Regions from separate parts of the Mus musculus genome. Here region 2 is linked to region 1. The links are chromatin loops, found by intact Hi-C in ENCODE. Cell type or tissue: left cerebral cortex. All regions are shown on one strand.

Region 1 (5,000 bases):
GCATTTTGTTTTGATTTTGTTCCGTTGAACAGGGTTTCTCTGTACAGCCCTAACTGGCCTGGGACTAAATGCATGTGCCTTCAACACCTGGCGCTTTCAAGGTTTTTAATGACTAAGCAGAGACCTTGAAAGCCTCACTGTCTCTTCTGCTCAGGAGATTCTAGAGCGCCATCTAGTGGCCACTCAGTTCAGTCTGCAGGCACTAACTAAGCCTCCGGTCAAAGGATTCTTTCCTGTTATTGATCAGCTGATATTTCTGCTGGGAGAGTTCAAAGTTACTGAGTCTCTTCTGGCGTCAAGTACAATCATCAAAGTGGGAAACCCTTGGAAGCAGTAATGTCCTTTCTCTCTTGTGAGGGAAGGCCGGCTCATATCTGACGACCTCACACAGGTTGAACCTGAAAAAGGACAAATTCCTGGACCATAAGGAGCCCAAAAAGAAGGGCATCCCTCTTCCTCTGAGTACTGATGAGACCCTGGGGTTGTGCGAGCTCTTCTATTTTTTCATTAGATATTGCAAGAATCAAAGTTACATTCTTTTCTTTAAAATGTATATCTGACCAGGGCAAGTGTCCAGAGAAGCTAGAGACTGGAAGCTGAACTTACAAGTGATTGTAGGCTGCCCAGTGAGGGTGAGAGTCATTCTTCAGTCCTCTACCTTGAATGGTAAGCATTCTTACTCCAGATTTCTCCAGATTCCAAATTATATTCCTTATTAGTACAGGGGTCGTGTTTCTTTTTCTTCTGTGATGACCGCCCTCTCTTGTTAACATTCCAGTACTCAATCCTCCTCAGTAGTACTAATGACAAGCCTGGTCAACAAACCCACTTGATCGGCCTCTTCACCTCTTCGGTAGACAAACTTCCATTCCTCTGTGGTCCTGTGTAACTGCTAGGGGCAGTGTATCTAAACTGCAGATCCAGTGAAGGTTGTCTCTTCAGCTCTTGTTCCTACCCTCTCCGCTTCCCCCTTTTAAAAGATATAACAGTCTTGATTTTAAGTGGTGGCGCACGCCTTTAAGCCCAGCACTTGGGAGGCAGAGGCAGGCGGATTTCTGAGTTCGAGGCCAGCCTGGTCTACAGAGTGAGTTCCAGGACAGCCAGGGCTACACAGAGAAACCCTGTCTCAAAAGACTAAAAGACAAAACAAGACAAAACAACCCCCAGAGCCTGCTATAATTCCCACCAAACTTAAATCCTACTACCTTTACTGGCAGATCCTAATCCTGAGGACCCTGCAGCTTTTCTGTGTGGAGAGACTCCGCCTCACCTGCAGTAATAGATAATAAGCCTTATAGGATGAGCCTCCTTCCGAGGCTACTTTGTTCACAGACAGAGATGGCTTATGGAGGTACGACACAGACTTTTCAGGGAATACAACCGTGAGTTTCACAAAGGTGATAGAATGTGGGTGCTTTGGGGGTAATTCTGCATCAGCCTCCAGAGAAGAAGTAATTGCTCTCACTAGAACTTTCCAGCTAGGGGCACAAATGGGACACCATTTAGCGATGCCTCAGCCCATGCTTTCTGTACCTGTGCAGTCACCTGGAGAGAGAGGGGTTTCCTCACTGCCCATAATGCCCTCTTAAATATGCCACTGAGATTCTGACCGTATTAGATGTCATCTGGCTTCCAACCCAGGAAGCTCTTACACACTGCAAAGCCACAGAGAAGACTATTCTGACATGACTCCCACTCCAGGCTGCCTTAGTTCCCAATCCTTCTTCTACAATACCCCCTCCCCCCAACAGGAAACTCATGGGCTTTAGATCAGAGCTGCTGCAAAGCCGCCCCAGAGGGATGGATACACAAAGCCCAGTACAGTAAACTCCTGCTCCCTGCATCTTCCCAATGGGACAGTTTTCATCAGGCCATGAATCTGGGGACCAGGGCCCCCCAACTTCCAATTGAATTCCTCATTACAGGTATAACAATCCCCCCAGACCTGTGGTCTCATTCTTTCTTTTGTTGTTTCATTTGTTTTGTTTTGTTTTTGAGACAGGGTTTTTCTGTGTCGACCAGGCTGGCCTCAAACTCAGTGATCTACCTGCCTTTCCCTCCCTCCCTCCCTTCCTTCCTTTCTCCCTCCCTCCCTCCCTTCCTTCCTTTTTAAATTCTGTGTGCCTATGACATACAACTCATGAGACTTGGTCCTCCCCTTAACTATGTGGAACCCGGGGACCAAACTCAGGTCATCAGGCTTGGTGACAAAGTGCCTTTTACCTACTAAACCCTCTTTCCAGTCCTTTTGTTGTTGTTGTTGTTTGTTTTTGTTTTTTTGTTTCTTTCAAGACAGGGTTTCTCTGTGTAGCCCTGGCTATCCTGAAACTCACTCTGTAGACCAGGCTGGCCTCGAACTCCGCCTGCCTCTGCCTCCCGAGTGCTCGGGTTAAAGGCGTGCAACACCACGCCCAGCCTTGCCAGTCCTTTTATCCCCCTTAATATGTATTCATTTTTGGTGTATATCTATTTTGCCTGCGTGTGTGTATGTGTATTGTATGCATGTCTGGTGCCTGAGGAGGTCAGAAGTGGGAGGCAAAGGCAGGCGGATTTCTGAGTTCGAGGCCAGCCTTGTCTACAAAGTGAGTTCCAGGACAGCCAGGGCTATACAGAGAAACCCCTGTCTCAAAAAACCAAACAAACAAACAAACAAAAAGAATCCCTCTGGAACAGGAGTAACTGATGGTGGTGAGCCACCATGTGGACGCTAGAAACCAAAGCTGGGTCCCCTGCCAGAGCAGCAGCAAATGCTCTTAACTCTCTAGCTCCACCTTGTGGTATGATTCTAAAGTTGGTCATTTGTGTTGTCGATCTGAGGAAGCCAAAGACCCTGAAGCATTTTGTGGCCTATTCAACATAAGGGAGCTATGCAGGGGGAAGACTGGCAAATAAATTTAACACATATCATGTACAAGGGACTGAAATATCTACTAGTTCAGGAAAATGCCTGCATCAGACAGATAGAAGCACCAGTAACATGCAGTGGGTCTGAGATACAACCACTTTGCTCATAGGATATGTGATTTGTTGTTTTGAGCTCCCTCAGTCCCTACTACCTGATAATACCCTGGCTGTTTTACCTTATTCCCCCCCCCTCTCTCTGTCCCTCCATTCCCCCCCACACACCTTTATTTTACTGTCTTCTTCTGTTCTTCCTCTCCCCAGTCCCCTCTTTGAATTTTTTGAGGCAGGACAGCCTGGGATTTGTAGTGATCCCCCTGCCTCTGCCTCCTGAGTGCTAGGATTACAGGCATTCCTTGCTCGCAGTACCCAGTCTGGCTTTAACTTCCGTGATGCCCGAAGAACGTAAAGCACTTTAAATATCATCTCAGCTGCTTGGTACCTTCTATCTCCTGGGAAGATGGAGAAGGCTAATCTAATCCTTGAGAGATTTCTCATTTGACTCAAGACTTGGCCTACACTTCCTACCATTGCGATTTATAACCCCCCCCCCCAACAAACCCAGTCCCTTCAAAGCCCTTTACAGCAGGTCCTTGTTCCAGGCAGATCTCTTGCTAGGTTCAACATGTCACTGAGACAGAGGAGCAAGGCATTCACTGACTAGTGGGAAGAGCAGAACCCCACAGTTTGGGATTGCCCCTTATACCATCTAAAGAGAAAAGGCCACTTGGAGCTGCCTGGGTCATAACTGATCTAGTCCTCCTCCTGTCTCCAAGCAGCCAGCCACTGTAGGCCTGTCACCATTCGTTAACCTGTCAGTAATACCATATACCTGTCACTCTGAGATATGCCTGCTTCCTATTCCAATGAGATCCAGGTAAAACCTACCTGAACACCACCAGACTTTAATGGGTAGCCAAGATTCTTTCTCTCACCTTCAAAGTTCTAGGATATAATTTTTCAAGGTTTCTCTTATTCCAGGGACATCCTATAAGACCCAATCCAGTTTAGAATATTTATCCTAGACTTGCGCCATCAGGGAGACTTACAATATTCCTGGACACCTTGAATCACAACATTGTCTTTAACAACTCACCCCAACATGGCTCCTCTCCTGGCTCAGTTTCCCCCTCATCTTTACCATCATTCCCCTCAGACTTATCTGTCCTTCTGGTCAAATCCGCTCACTCACTCCCTGCTCACTCCAGCCCAAATAATTATTATTTTACATAAGTACACTGTAGCCATCTTTAGACAGGCCAGAAGAGAGTGTCAGATCTCATTACAGATGGTTGTGAGGCACCATGTGGCTGCTGGGAATTGAACTCAGGACCTTTGGAAGAGCAGTCAGTGCTCTTAACCACTTAGCCATCTCACCAGCCCTTATCTGTCCTTCTGAAGTCACGCCGTGGTTTCATTTTTGGCCATTGTGAGCCAGTGGTGCTGGCATATACCTGTAATCCTAGCACTTGAGAAACTAAGGCTCAGGGATTCAAAGTTAGCTGGGCTATATAGTGAGACTGAGGCCAACCTAGGCTACATGAGACCTTGCCTCAAAATAAAGAAAGGGGAAAAAAATCAAACATAACAACAAAAATATCCGTTTTGCACTTCACTGTTTCCCAGCTCTGCAGCCGTCCCTACAGCTCCTCATCTCTTCTTGTCACCATCTGTGGGAGACCGTGGTCTGAAGGTGTTTTCTGGTAACTACCTCTCCAGCACTACTCTCTGGCATTATTCTTTTTGCCCCTCTCATACTTAACCTGATTCAACTGGACTCTTCCATTAAGTTTTGAATGGCATTGTCTTAGGGATATCAACTCTTACCACCGACATCAGTGCCCGTCTCTCCACTGGAGCTCTCTCTCTGTCTCCGTGTGATGACATAATCTTGCTGTCTACCTCTTATCATAACCACTCCCTCCCCTCCTCAGGATGCTGCTCAAGCATTTTCCATGGCACAGAACTATGACCCTATGATTAATGCAAAGCCATCTCCCCAGCCCTCCATAAAAATGAGAAAGACAAACATCATCTCTATCTCCCACGAGCTGGGATTAAGGGTGTGTACCACCACGCCTTTAACTTTCTTCGATATT
Region 2 (5,000 bases), 57 kb before region 1:
CCTCTTCTGGTGTGTCTGAGGGCAGCTACAGTGTACTTGTATACAGAAAATAAATAAATAATTCTATAGGACTTCAGGCAGGCAGATCTCTGAGTTCCAGGCCAGTCCCTGTAGCCAGCACAGTCTAGGCTAACTGAGATATGTCTGGGGAAAAAAAAACAACCAACCAACCAAACAAACAAACAAACCAACCACACAAAGCTCTCCCTGCCTGTATGACCACTCTCACCCCAGAGCTGCAGGTGTTAAGAGCTCCCTCTGGTAGTTTCGGGAATTCTTGAACCTTCTACTGTTTACTTCTGGAGTCTTTTTTTTTTTTTAATTTATTTATTTATTATATGTAAGTACACTGTAGCTGTCTTCAGACACACCCGAAGAGGGGTTCAGATCTCATTATGGGTGGTTGTGAGCCACCATGTGGTTGCTGGGATTTGAACTCAGGACCTTCAGAAGAGCAGTCAGTGCTCTTAACCACTGAGCCATCTCTCCAGCCCTACTTCTGGAGTCTTAAGAACCTGTCTCCAGGAGGAATGTTGATCAATTTCTTCATAACTCAGAGTCTCACTGGGTCACCAGACTGGCCTCAAATGTGCATAGTCCTTGAGAGTGCTGGGGGTTTACATGTGACGTATGATGTCACAGGTCTATTTATTTATTTATTTATTTATTTATTTATGGTATTTTTCAAGACAGGGTTTCTCTGTATAGCTCTGGCTGTCCTGGAACTCACTTTGTAGACCAGGCTGGCCTTGAACTCAGAAATCTGCCTGCCTCTGCCTCCCAAGTGCTGGGATCAAAGGCATGCACCACCATGCCCGGCTTTTTTGTTTGTTTGATGTCACAGATTTTTTTTTTTTAAGATTTATTTATTTATTTATTATATGTAAGTACACTGTAGCTGTCTTCAGACACTCCAGAAGAGGGAGTCAGATCTCGTTACAGATGGTTGTGGATGGTTGTGAGCTACCATGTGGTTGCTGGGATTTGAACTCCGGACCTTTGGAAGAGCAGTCAGATGCTCTTACCCACTGAGCCATCTCACCAGCCCGATGTCACAGATTTTAAGAGTATTGTTTTTCAAGATTTTTTTTTTTGAGACAGGATTTCTCTGTGTAGCCCAGAAAGATTTTTATTTTAAAAATTATGTAGGACTGGTGAGACATTACTCAGCAGTTAAGAGCACTGGCTGCTCTTCTGAAGATCGTGCATTCAAATCCCAGCGACCAGGTGGTGGCTCACAACCATCCGTAATGAGGTCTGACTCCATCTTCTGGTGCGTCTGAAGACAGCTACAGAGTACTTACATATAATAATAAGTAAATCTCTGGGGCTGGAGTAAGCAGAGGTTCTGGGTTCAATTCCCAGCAACCACATGATGGTTCACAACTATCTGTACAGCTATAGTGTATCATATACATAAAATAAATATTTAAAAAATTATGTATATATGTGCCAGCATGTCTGGGCAGCTTTCGTCCCAGGGCTTGGGAGGTAGACTCTGAATTCGAGGCTAGTTGGGTCTACAGAGTTTCAGGACAGCCAGGGCTATGTAGTTGAGACCTCATCTCAAAAATCAAGAAAAAGAAAAAAAAATAATTTCTTTTGCTTGCTTGTTTTTGTTTTTTGTTTTTGTTTTTGTTTTTTTTTAAGAAAAGTTTTCTCTGTATAACCATGGCTGTCCTGGAACTCACTTTGTAGACCAGGCTGGCCTCAAACTCAGAAATCTGCCTGCCTCTGCCTCTGCCTCCCAAGTGTTGGGATTAAAGGCTTACACCACCACTGCCCAGCCAACAAAATACTTTTTAAAAGAGATCTTTTTTTTTAAATTTTATTTTATTTTTATTAGGTATTTTCCTCGTTTACATTTTCAATGCTATCCCAAAAGTCCGCCATACCCACCCCCCCAATCCACTACCCACCCACTCTCCCGTTTTGGCCCTGGGGTTCCCCTGTACTGGGGCATATAAAGTTTGCAAGTCCAATGGGCCTCTCTTTGCAGTGATGGCCAACTAGGCCACCTTTTGATACATATGCAGCTAGAGTCAATTAAAAAGAGATCTTTAGTGTGATACAGGGGTGATCTACCACATCACCTCATCTACAGAGTGGGGTGGCGATATTGCATGTTTCTGTATCCTTTTCCAAGCCTATATACCCTTGTTTTATTTTCTGGGATTTAGCTAATGAGGCAAGTCTTGAAGGGTACAGAACAGAAGGAAGCAGAGGTCCAGCACCCTCCAGCTCTGTGACGAGGCTCATCAGTCCTTTTTTTTTTTCTTTCTTTCTTTCTTGTTTTTTTTTTTCGAGACGGGGTTTCTCTGTGTAGCCCTGGCTGTCCTGGAACTCACTCTGTAGACCAGGCTGGCCTTGAACTCAGAAATATGCCTGCCTCTCTCAAGTGCTGGGATAAAAGGCATGTGCCACCACGCTTGCTCGTCAGTTCTTATCAAGCTAGGCCACTAGGGGCCGCTCTTCGCTCGCAGCCACGGCGCGCAGGCGCAGATGCGAAGCGGCCCGGAACCCTGCTTCTCAACCACCTGGTCCTCTTAGAAGGCGGTCCGGGCAGGAAGCGCAGGCGCAGTACTTCGGAACCCGGTGGCTGGGTTGGCGCGCGCGGCCGGACCGAGTCCGCTGCCGTCCCTGTCCCCCGAGTCGGCGGCTCCGGCGTGACAGTGGCGGCGACATGTACGCGGTGTACAAGCAGGCGCACCCGCCCACCGGGCTGGAGTTTACCATGTACTGCAACTTCTTCAACAACAGTGAGCGCAACCTCGTGGTGGCCGGCACCTCGCAGCTCTATGTGTACCGCCTGAACCGCGACGCCGAGGTAGGCCGTGTCGAGGCAGTGCCGCAGTCATTCGGCAGGTTCCCCAGTGCAGGAGCTGAGGTTTGCCAAGGGTCTTTGGGCCCCAGAGCCAGTTCATCGCTGCCTCGTTGTTTGGCCTCATCCTACCCTGCCCGGACACCTCTGCCCGCGGTCTACTGCTTGTTCTTTGGAGATCGATTTTCAGGAGATTGTTGCACACCTTCCACGAGCTTAGCAGCAAAGACAAGCCAGTGAACCCTTGAGGGCGATGATTCTTTAGGAAGTCAATACTGCCACACACAGACGGCCACAGTGTCTCTCTAGGAGTAAGACCCAATGAAGGAGACTGGGTGTTTCTGTACAAAACAACCAGAGCTCTTTCTGAGATTGAGCAGATTTGTTGTGGAAGAACGTTTCTTCCTAAAGGAGCAAGGCTGGATGTTTCTCGGGGACAGACTATTGTCAGTAGATGTAGTAATGTGGAATGAATTCATCAGTACATTGATAACGGGGGTGTTTTGGTTGCTAGAGAGACAGCAAGCGGTTCAGGAAGCCCTCCCCCCCTCCCCCCAAAAAAAAGGCAATTTCCGTGGCTCTTTAATCCCAGTTCGATCCATTAATCCCAGGTGGAAGCAGACAGATTTCTGGGTGTTCCAGTTTAAACTATTTCCAAGCCATCTAGGGCTACATAGTGAACCTCTTGTCTAAAAACAAAGCAAAAAAGCCAAGAAGGCAGATGCTTTTTTTAAAAAATTAGACTTATTCATATTCATTTGTGTTTGCTTGTATATATGTATGTACACCATATGCATTCTTGGTGTCCATGGAGGTCAGCATTATGGATAGTTGTGCCATCAAGTGGGTCCTCTGTAAGAGCAACAAGTGCTTTTGATGGCTGTGCATTACTGCCAACATGCAGTTTACTGGGGTGGCAGAACTGGACAGGGAAATCTCACCTTCATAGAAGATGTGTTTTAAATAGACAAGGAAGTGTGGGGGAAGTATGTGGGAGTTAGGCAAAGGGGTTTCAAGGAAAGTTAAGTTTTTGTGGTAGAGGCTAAGGGAAGGAGGAAGGAAGGGAAAGAACGGGTAAGAAGTAACAGGGCAGGGCCTCCACAACACACTCTCCAAGCAGGAAGTTTTGGCAATGAAATAATCTTACCCAACTTATGTTGGAGAGAGGTCCAAGAAAGATGGTCAAGAAGTGGCTGTAGCCATTAGGCAAGATGGTGGCCTGGACCAGTGCAGCTATGACAGTTCAGGATTGATAGAGGTGGAGTTTGAAAGGAGCTCAAGGTAATGCCAAGAATCTGTCACTGTTCTGGGCAACAGGTCTGGATTTGGTCTTAGCAGTTACAGGGATGCTGTCACTATTCCCTGAGGTGGAGATGGCTGTTGGGGGTATAGAAGTGAGGTGACAGGAGCAGACAGTCACCTAAGAGTTGGGAGAAATGTGGCTGGGAGGATAACATTTTGGAAGTGGGCCCTGTGGCTCTACTCTTGAGTCTTAAATGACTGTGACAAAGTGGTGCAGGGACAGAGGCATTGGGGATGGTTGAGTCCTGTGGAGAATTGGTAGCAGAGGATCAGATAGCTGGTTGGAAGAAGACCTGTCCAGAGAGCAGCAAAGAATTGGAGCTGTGACTGGTAGAAAGCAAGAATTTTAAAGATTTGTTTTCAATTTTACTTGTTAGATTATTTTTGTGTCTATGAGTATCTGAAGTACTTGTGGTCATGTTTACAGATGGTTGTAAGCTGCCACATGGGTGCTGGGAACCGAATCTCCATCCTTTAGATGAGTGTTCTTTATTTAACCTCTGAGTCATCATTCTAGTCTCTGTTCTTTGTTTATTCTTTGAAGTGACTATTTTATGTGCATTGGTGTTTTGCCTGCATGTATTTGTCTGTGTGAGGGTGTTGGATCACCTCGAGTGGAGTTTTTTTGTTGTTTTTTTCGTTTGTTTGGTTTTTGTTTTTTTCAAGACAGGGTTTCTCTGTGTAGCCCTGGCTGTCCTGGAACTCACTCTGTAGAACAGGCTGGCCTCAAACTCAGAAATCCTCCTGCCTCTGCCTCCCAAGTACTGTGATTAAAGGCGTGCACCACCACTGCCTAGCTTGGAGTGGAGTTTTTAAGCAGCATGTAGATGCTAGGAGTTGAACCTGGGTCCTCTGGAAGAGCAGCCAGTGCTCTAAA

Evidence for each region. Peaks named below come from ENCODE experiments on the same cell type or tissue, not always from the same donor. Only the 100,000 strongest peaks of a DNase experiment are listed, where the experiment ranks them.
Region 2: it touches region 1 in a loop (4-fold over the local background); 25 of 42 quality-filtered maps call a loop at or near these places.

The regions. Positions count from the first base shown.
Region 1 is chr15:76,548,071-76,553,070 of GRCm38, reverse strand. No RefSeq gene overlaps it. Among named protein-coding and RNA genes, the nearest start is that of Gm35739, 6.9 kb to the left of the region's middle. In left cerebral cortex, CTCF peaks have their summits at 166 (motif pointing left) and 2,750 (motif pointing left); DNase peaks (open chromatin) are centred at 165 and 2,754.
Region 2 is chr15:76,605,162-76,610,161 of GRCm38, reverse strand. Cpsf1 (cleavage and polyadenylation specific factor 1) reads left to right here and starts at 2,571. Exons shown (of 37, transcript NM_053193.2): 1 at 2,571-2,827. The coding sequence starts at 2,684. In left cerebral cortex, a CTCF peak has its summit at 2,468 (motif pointing right); a DNase peak (open chromatin) is centred at 2,540; H3K4me3 peaks cover 1,173 bases; H3K27ac peaks cover 517 bases.